3 separate regions of the Homo sapiens genome follow, and all the other regions are linked to region 1. A link is a contact called in ENCODE Hi-C or POLR2A ChIA-PET data. All regions are on one chromosome and are shown on one strand. Each heading gives the region's core, a stretch centred on a gene start or an enhancer-like site at or near the end of the contact. The rest is flanking DNA. Distances are from core to core; before and after follow the strand shown.

Region 1 (2,923 bases), core at 139-2,638:
TCCGACGGACCGACTTATCATGAATAGAGGGTCAAAGAACAGGGTTAACTTCAAGTTAGAGGCTATTCCTCTCTAACAAAGCCGCCCCCAAGCCACGAGTGGTGGCAGTAGTCCAGAGCAGAAGCCAGCCAGCCAGTCTTGGGGCTGCCATCTGCCCCAGGCGCCCATCCTAAGCAAAGTCCCCCCAGTGGGCACATGGGAGTGGGCAGGGAAGACACAGGGAAGGGAGTAAGGCAGCATCTGGGCCAAGGAGAGGCCTTCCTGGGTCAAGCTAGGGAAGGGCATCACTAGTTAACACAGAACGCCCATTATCAGTGCTTGGGCTAAGAGTTGCCCAGTGGCAAGTTTATCAAAAGTCTGTGTGATGAGTTGGTCCTTCTCAATAAGTGCCTATATTTCCTTCTCCCAAGTGCTGTTCTACTTCACCCAGGGCACCATTTCCTCATCTCTTTGCACCATCCCCAACCCCCTTTCTTGATTTAACCAGCCCCCACTGTCCGGGACCAGAGTGAAAGCGAAAGCGCTTTAGAGTAGCTTCCCGTTGACGCTTCCAGCTAAGAGTCAAAGCACCCGCTTTTTCCACCAGCCTCGCGTGCCTGTTCCCTTCACGGACACTCTAGACGACCCCCCTCAGAAAAGAAATACTCTATGCTCATTGCGGGTTGCAAGCGCTGGCTGCTACAGGCGACCTCCCTGCGCTCCCGTTGGTCTCTGCATTCACTTCTCCGCGCGCGCTTCCAGGGTCCCCTGGCCGCTGCATCTCCTCCACCCCTCTGCCAACCCTCAAGCCCAGACCCATTACCCCGGTGTGGACTTCTCCCGCCCGGGGTAAGTCCCCGGTTGGTGCTCCCGCCCGCAGCATCCCTGCAAGGCACCGCTCTCCTCGCCGCCTGGGGCACTGGTTTCCAACCTGGGACAGCGCACAACGCGCAGCCGACAGCCCCGCCCCTTCGCGGCGCCGCCAGGAGGCGCCTGGGTGCTGCGGGGCTGCTTTGCGCGCGGCGCTAACGTGTGTAGGGCAGATCTGCCCCGAGACAAGTGACGAGGCAGCCCCGCCCTGAGGCTGGGGTGGGAAAACTGGTGCAAGTGGAAAGGCAGGAGGCAGGGAGAGGCGAGAAGGGTGTGCGTGATGGAGAAAATTGGGCACCAGGGCTGCTCCCGAGATTCTCAGATCTGATTTCCACGCTTGCTACCAAAATAGTCTGGGCAGGCCACTTTTGGAAGTAGGCGTTATCTAGTGAGCAGGCGGCCGCTTTCGATTTCGCTTTCCCCTAAATGGCTGAGCTTCTCGCCAGCGCAGGATCAGCCTGTTCCTGGGACTTTCCGAGAGCCCCGCCCTCGTTCCCTCCCCCAGCCGCCAGTAGGGGAGGACTCGGCGGTACCCGGAGCTTCAGGCCCCACCGGGGCGCGGAGAGTCCCAGGCCCGGCCGGGACCGGGACGGCGTCCGAGTGCCAATGGCTAGCTCTAGGTGTCCCGCTCCCCGCGGGTGCCGCTGCCTCCCCGGAGCTTCTCTCGCATGGCTGGGGACAGTACTGCTACTTCTCGCCGACTGGGTGCTGCTCCGGACCGCGCTGCCCCGCATATTCTCCCTGCTGGTGCCCACCGCGCTGCCACTGCTCCGGGTCTGGGCGGTGGGCCTGAGCCGCTGGGCCGTGCTCTGGCTGGGGGCCTGCGGGGTCCTCAGGGCAACGGTTGGCTCCAAGAGCGAAAACGCAGGTGCCCAGGGCTGGCTGGCTGCTTTGAAGCCATTAGCTGCGGCACTGGGCTTGGCCCTGCCGGGACTTGCCTTGTTCCGAGAGCTGATCTCATGGGGAGCCCCCGGGTCCGCGGATAGCACCAGGCTACTGCACTGGGGAAGTCACCCTACCGCCTTCGTTGTCAGTTATGCAGCGGCACTGCCCGCAGCAGCCCTGTGGCACAAACTCGGGAGCCTCTGGGTGCCCGGCGGTCAGGGCGGCTCTGGAAACCCTGTGCGTCGGCTTCTAGGCTGCCTGGGCTCGGAGACGCGCCGCCTCTCGCTGTTCCTGGTCCTGGTGGTCCTCTCCTCTCTTGGTAAGGGGAACGCAGGGCAAGAGGGGAGGACACAAGGGGACTGGGACAGGAATCAAAGGTAATTGTCAGTAAGGTAGAGTAGCGTGGGTTCTGGGAAATGTGGAGCAGGAGAAGGACTCCTAGCGTGGGTCTTGGAACACCACTTCGGTGTAGAAGAAACGGCACTGGACTGGCGGGGGCCAGAGGTTCTGGGCTCCATTGCTGACCGGGTCTTGATTCTTTGGGCCACGCCGGAAGCGGGGAAATCCTTTGCTCTGGGGCCGAAGGGCGGGGCATCCTCATCTCTAACAGGAGGCTTTTCTACTTCATGATCTCCAGCCTTCCTAATAAAATCCTGAAAGTTCTGGTAGAGCAACCACAGGGTAGTGAGTTCCAGGGCAGCCTATTTAGGTTCGGGATTGAGACGTCAGTGTTTCCTTTCTGCTGATGCCCTCCAGGATAATGGTGAGGGGGAGGAGGCGTGGTGGGGCCAGTCTGACTGGAACTGACCTACTTAGACTTAATATTTGTGCGTGACCTCTCTTCTCTTTCTCCAGGGGAGATGGCCATTCCATTCTTTACGGGCCGCCTCACTGACTGGATTCTACAAGATGGCTCAGCCGATACCTTCACTCGAAACTTAACTCTCATGTCCATTCTCACCATAGCCAGGTCTGGGGGCTGAAAATGGGGCACCCTGCAAATGAGGGAGTTGGAAGTTGGGGCTGCTGTCCGAAATGCACTTATATGGGGATACCTGGGACCTTCAGTCTGTTCCCTGAACACACCCTGATCCCCTTTTTTTCCGGGTTCTTTATAGTGCAGTGCTGGAGTTCGTGGGTGACGGGATCTATAACAACACCATGGGCCACGTGCACAGCCACTTGCAGG
Region 2 (2,923 bases), core at 299-2,798, 720 kb after region 1:
GCCTCAGGTAGTCACCCAAGGGACAGGGCCGGTTGGAGAGAGAGTCCCGAGGTTTTATCCTGGAGAACACCCTGTACTGAATGAGCTCTGAACATAAAGATAGTTAGCATAGGAGGGCCTGAAGTCTCCAGATAAAAGGCTGCTGCCACTATCATTTACCACGACCTCTGCCATTCTCCACTCTATTGTCATCCGCCCCCAGTCTCCATTCCAGGACTTCTCTACACTTTGACTTTTTGTTTGTTTGTTTGTTTGTTTGAGACGGAGTCTTGCGCTGTCGCCCAGGCTGGAGCGCAGTGGCACGATCTTGGCTCACCGCAAGCTCCGCCTTCCGGGTTCATGCCATTCTCCTGCCTCAGCCTCCCGGGTAGCTGGGACTATAGGTGCCCGCCACCACGCCCAGCTAATTTTTTGTATTTTTAGTAGAGACGGGGTTTCACCATGTTGTCCAGGCTGGTCTCGAACCCCTGACCTCAAGTGATCCCCCCGCCGCCCCGCCCCCTCCCCCCGCCCCGCCCCCCCCCGCCGCCTCGGCCTCCCAAATTGCTGGGATTACAGGCGTGCGCGATGCCCGGCTTTTTATTTATTTATTTATTTATTTTTGAGGCGGGAATCTTGCTCTGTCGCCAGGCTGGATTGCAGTGGCACCATCTCGGCTCACTGCAACCTCCGACTCCCTGGTTCAAGCGATTCTCCCACCTCAGCCTCCCAAGTAGCTGGGATTACAGGCACACGCCACCATGCCCAGCTAACTTTTTGTATTTTTAGTAGAGACGAGATTTCACCATGTTGCCAGGATGGTCTCGATCACCTGACCTCGTGATCCGCCCACCTCAGCCTCCCAGAGTCTCAGTTGCCAAAGCTGGAGTGCAATGGCGCGATCTCGGCTCACTGCAACCTCCGCTTCCCAGGTAAGCCATTCTCCTGCCTCAGCCTCCTGGGTAGCTGGGATATAGGCGCCCGCCATCACGCCGAGCTATTTTTGCATTTTTAGTAGAGACGGGGTTTCACCATGTTGGCCAGGCTGGTCTTGAACTCCTGACCTCAACCTCCCAAAGTGCTGGGATTACAGGCGTGAGCCACCGCGCCCGGCCCACCTTTTTTTTTTTTTTTTTTTTTTTTTTTTGTTTGAGACGGAGTCTCTAGTCTCGCTCTGTCGCCCAGGCTGGAGTGCAATGGTGTGATCTCGGCTCACTGCAACGTCTGTCTCCCGGGTTCAAGCGATTCTCCTGTTTCAGCCTTCCGAGTAGTTGGGATTACAGGCGCGCGCCACCATGACCTACTAATTTTTGTATTTTTAGTAGAGACAGGGTCTCACCATGTTGGCCCACTTTGACTCTTGAGCAGCCTGGCCAGCCCGACCGCGCCAAATTCTGTTCGATTCTGCCTAGTTCGGTTGCTCTGGCCTAGTTCAGTTGCTAAGGCCTGGAGCTTCATGGTTGCGGAGGAAATGATGTCACGTTCAATAGGCGGGCTAACCAGATTCCTCCCTTCTCCCGATTGGCTGCCAGGAATTTGACTAGATTCGGAGTCTCGCGGGCTCCAGGGTTAGTTGTCAGTATCTTTCCCAGTTGTTCCGCCCCCTACCCCCGCCTCCCGCACCGCGCCCCTCTCCGGCTGCCCTCTCCGCGTGGGGCAAGGCTCCGAGGGCAGCATTCAGTAGCCATTTAGCTTTGGAAGGAGAGGTGATTCGAATGGCCCGGCTCCTCCTGTCACCATGCTAGGCACTTTGGCCGCGCAGGTACTTATTGACCCGACCGGGTGTCCGTAGTTGGCGCGGCTACCTTAACCGCAGGGAATTGTGGAATTTATAGTTCTAAATTATATGTGGGTGGAACGGGGAAGCTGGAGCAGATTTTTGGAGGAAAGCAAAACTGGGGACTTTCAGGACTAGGGGCCTGGGTCTCAGAAGAATGGGAAAGGACGAGAAAGGAGTCTAAATAAGAACCCTGCTATTAGCATTGTTTGGTTTTCTTTTCAGGTGCTGACCTGAACCTGGTTCATCCCTTTCTGACCAAAACTGTTCACTCACCGTGGAAGGGACTAAGCATCCATATGGAGACGCCACCAGTCAATACAATTGGAGAAAAGGACACCTCTCAGCCGCAACAAGAGTGGGAAAAGAACCTTCGGGAGAACCTTGATTCAGTTATTCAGATTAGGCAGCAGCCCCGAGACCCTCCTACCGAAACGCTTGAGCTGGAAGTAAGCCCAGATCCAGCCAGCCAAATTCTAGAGCATACTCAAGGAGCTGAAAAACTGGTTGCTGAACTTGAAGGAGACTCTCATAAGTCTCATGGATCAACCAGTCAGATGCCAGAGGCCCTTCAAGCTTCTGATCTCTGGTACTGCCCCGATGGGAGCTTTGTCAAGAAGATCGTAATCCGTGGCCATGGCTTGGACAAACCCAAACTAGGCTCCTGCTGCCGGGTACTGGCTTTGGGGTTTCCTTTCGGATCAGGGCCGCCAGAGGGCTGGACAGAGCTAACTATGGGCGTAGGGCCATGGAGGGAGGAAACTTGGGGGGAGCTCATAGAGAAATGCTTGGAGTCCATGTGTCAAGGTGAGGAAGCAGAGCTTCAGCTGCCTGGGCACTCTGGACCTCCTGTCAGGCTCACACTGGCATCCTTCACTCAAGGCCGAGACTCCTGGGAGCTGGAGACTAGCGAGAAGGAAGCCCTGGCCAGGGAAGAACGTGCAAGGGGCACAGAACTATTTCGAGCTGGGAACCCTGAAGGAGCTGCCCGATGCTATGGACGGGCTCTTCGGCTGCTCCTGACTTTACCCCCACCTGGCCCTCCAGAACGAACTGTCCTTCATGCCAATCTGGCTGCCTGTCAGTTGTTGCTAGGGCAGCCTCAGTTGGCAGCCCAGAGCTGTGACCGGGTGTTGGAGCGGGAGCCTGGCCATTTAAAGGCCTTAT
Region 3 (2,923 bases), core at 282-2,781, 540 kb before region 1:
TCTCACTCAGAGTAAAAGTCCTCACAACGACCCCCACAAGGACAAACTGTGATCAGCAACCCCACTACCCATTACCTGACTTCCTTTCCCACAACTTTTCCCCTTGCTCACTTCATTCCAGCCACACTTCCCTCCTTACAACTCTTTAGGGACTCTGCTCTAGCAGATTCCCTCTGCCTGAAATGTTCTTCCCTCACTATCTGCTTGTCTGTCTCCCTCACTTCCTTCAAGTCTTTATTCAACTCATCTTTTCCATGGGGGTTACTGAGACCACCCTATTTAATACTCTAACCCGCCAGTTGGCCTCCCCTATGTCCTCAACCTTGAATTTCTCCTTTTCTCCACAGCACTTACGGCCTTCTGGCAGTTATATAATTCATTTATTACATTTATTGTCTGTATCCCCATAGAATGGCAGCTCCACGATGGCAACGATTTGTCCCTTGTTCACTGCTGCATCCTAAGTACCTACAACCACGCCTAGCATGTAGTAGGTGCTCAATAAATACTTGATTAATAGATCTGAGAAGGCTTTTACTACTTCTTACTGTCACATAATACTACTCTGCTCTCTGGTTGTCACGAGAGAAAGAATCTCTCTTAAGGCTGAATCCTAACTTCAGGGAAACCTGAACGTGAAATACTAGTAAACAAAGGATTCAGGCAGACCTTTCCTGGCACCAGAGATAAGTACACTCCAGCTGTCACACACATTCATCTCTCTTCACTGGAGACAGGAAGCTGCATATGGTTGTGGGGTGCAGCAGGGCACCATTTAAGAGAAAGAACTAAATCAATCAGTTTCATTGGGCAGGAATCTGCACAATTTGGGAAAGGAGAGAGAGAATGAGAAGTCTTTTGGCCCAGATTACCCTACTCTCCTTCTCCCTTTCCTACACTCCGAAGCAGCAGTGATAAGGAGAGGCGATTAACACAAAAGGACCTCAGCAAGGATGTGGCCTCAGACACCATGTCCCCAAAAGGAAGAAGTCATATCAGAACTCTCCCTTCTTACACACTGCAATCACACCCTGAGTAGGAATAAAGAAGTGGAAATGTGTCAGACGAGCCTGAGAATTCGAAATGAGAAATCTCGGAGACATGAAAGTTAAGGGAGGGGCTCCAGAAACTTGAAGCTAGGGGAGGGCAGACAGACGTGCCTTCCGACCTCCCCGGGTGCTCTAAGCCGTCTCCACTCCTGCCTCCGCCCCTTTCCACTTGTGCGGGGGCGCACGGACCTTCGCTCTCCCGGTAGACATGACAAAGGCCGACCGGGAGCCGGGGGCGCGACAGCATCGGAGCGGTCAGCCTTCGTCCCCATCCCCAGGGCAGGACACCTGCGCCGCCCCTACTCACCTGCGGATCCATGTCCACCTCGGTCCCACACGCGCCGGGGGAATGCAGTGGAAGAGAACTGGGTGCCGGGGATCCTGGGACTCGCGTTCTCTCGCCCGCTCGCGAAGCAGGGTAGAGAACTCGCACGGCTCCGGCCGCTACCAGCCCCGCGCCACACCCGCCACTTTTGAATTCCAACGGCCACCACCCACTCTCACCGCGCTCTGCACGCAGGGACCAATCGTCGCTGTCGCCACAGCCGAGGGCCAATCGCAGCGTTCTCCGCCACCCGAAGCCACACCCCGCCCGACAGGCGCCTTGTCTTTTCTGTTTCGCAGGCGCAGGAGAGGTAGGCGGATTAATTCCACTTCCGGTGCCACTTATGCTTCTCACCCCTCCCCTCCTCTAGCGGCAATAGTGCTGGACTTCCGCTCGGCTCCCCGCCGTCGCTCGCTACGTCAGAAAATGCGTGGACGTCGCCGCACGAACGCAACTGGCCAAGCGAAACTGGTGGCGGCCGGAGGAGAAGGGGCGGGGACGCTGGAGGAAAGAAATGACGCGTGCGCAAACGAGGACCCGTGCCGGGAGACAGGCGGGACTAGCGCCTCCTGGTGACTGCAGTAGGGAGCGCACTTGTTTTCCGTCGACGTGATTGAGGCTCCAGCGCTGCCTCTCCTGGTCGTGGTTGACTGGGCCCGGAAGTGGCTCCTGGAGCCCTCACGTGGATGTGAGTGGCCTGGTCTGTTCATTCCCTGGTAATGTTGCCATTTCTCACCAAATTTAGGAATTTTTGCGCTCCATTGAAGCCTGACAGTGGGGATTCAAAGCTCAGGAAAGAACTTTTCTTTATAGCCCTCTTCTCTCAGCCAGCCTACTTACCTGGGTGCTGTTACTGGTACTGGGCTCAGGGCCTTTGGAGTCTCGAGCTCGGGGAAGATTTACTGCTTCCATTTATGGAGTATTTTATGTTTTGCAGATTGTGCACCTGTATTATCTCGTCTTTTAATCACGAAAATTCACTGAGTTCCTACATTGTGCCACATTCTTTGTAGAGATGGATGGAGACAGGTTCAGAAAGATTACACAATAAGGTCACACTGCTGGTTAGGAATGGATCTAGATTCCATTAGCTTCAAAATCCAAGCTATTTCTGTTAACTCACGTTGCCTCTAACAGTCTCGGTGACAAGAGCAACCCCTTACGTGTGAATAGGGTGCTAGTTTGCAAAGTCGTTCTACCATATTTACTCATCCGAGTTTCCATCCAATCCTGGAGGTAGTCAGGACAGGGTTTTATTTATGAAACCGAAAGGCAGGGGCCTCAAGCATATGTTCGGGGATTTGGTGTGCAGTTGGAAATTGGCAGGTCTGACACCCGCGCTGCCGTCTTCTATCCATTGCTTTAACTTGGCTTCAAACAAGCTTGTAGAGAGAAGCAGATTGTGGGGAGACACACTGTCTGAAAACCATGTTGCCATCCCCCCAACCTTTGATATCCTGGGAAAACTCCAAAAAGCAAGAGCTTGAAGAGAACACAGTAAAAAGAAAAGGAAGAAACTAGAGAAAACCAACAATGGAAGGTAAAGGGG

Evidence for each region. A loop is a pair of places that touch in the nucleus more often than their neighbours do. ChIA-PET counts read pairs that join two places held with the same protein, here RNA polymerase II (POLR2A). Pooled maps may share reads with other maps.
Region 2: a map of CD4-positive, alpha-beta T cell shows a loop between it and region 1 (2.3-fold over the local background). The contact joins the promoter of FKBPL here to the promoter of TAP1 in region 1. A Hi-C loop is called at or near these places in 3 of 168 maps with a recorded cell type or tissue (CD4-positive, alpha-beta T cell, CD8-positive, alpha-beta T cell and naive thymus-derived CD4-positive, alpha-beta T cell) and 13 of 50 pooled maps. POLR2A ChIA-PET finds 5 or more read pairs at or near these places in 8 of 52 experiments (A673, CD4-positive, alpha-beta T cell, HEK293 and 4 more).
Region 3: a loop to region 1 is called in a map of CD8-positive, alpha-beta T cell, with 12 times the contacts of the local background. The contact joins the promoter of KIFC1 here to the promoter of TAP1 in region 1. A Hi-C loop is called at or near these places in 1 of 168 maps with a recorded cell type or tissue (CD8-positive, alpha-beta T cell), 2 of 37 single-sample maps with no recorded cell type and 9 of 50 pooled maps. POLR2A ChIA-PET finds 5 or more read pairs at or near these places in 1 of 52 experiments (GM12878).

The regions. Positions count from the first base shown.
Region 1 is chr6:32,852,169-32,855,091 of GRCh38, reverse strand. TAP1 (transporter 1, ATP binding cassette subfamily B member) reads left to right here and starts at 1,388. Exons shown (of 11, transcript NM_000593.6): 1 at 1,388-2,053; 2 at 2,590-2,704; 3 at 2,853-2,923. The coding sequence starts at 1,456. It overlaps PSMB9 (proteasome 20S subunit beta 9), which reads right to left and starts at 900. Exons shown (of 6, transcript NM_002800.5): 1 at 803-900. The coding sequence starts at 862.
Region 2 is chr6:32,128,913-32,131,835 of GRCh38, reverse strand. FKBPL (FKBP prolyl isomerase like) reads left to right here and starts at 1,548. Exons shown (of 2, transcript NM_022110.4): 1 at 1,548-1,741; 2 at 1,982-2,923. The coding sequence starts at 2,056. RefSeq lists a silencer at 1-168 and a cis regulatory region at 1-331.
Region 3 is chr6:33,390,431-33,393,353 of GRCh38, reverse strand. KIFC1 (kinesin family member C1) reads right to left here and starts at 1,531. Exons shown (of 11, transcript NM_002263.4): 1 at 1,357-1,531. The coding sequence starts at 1,368.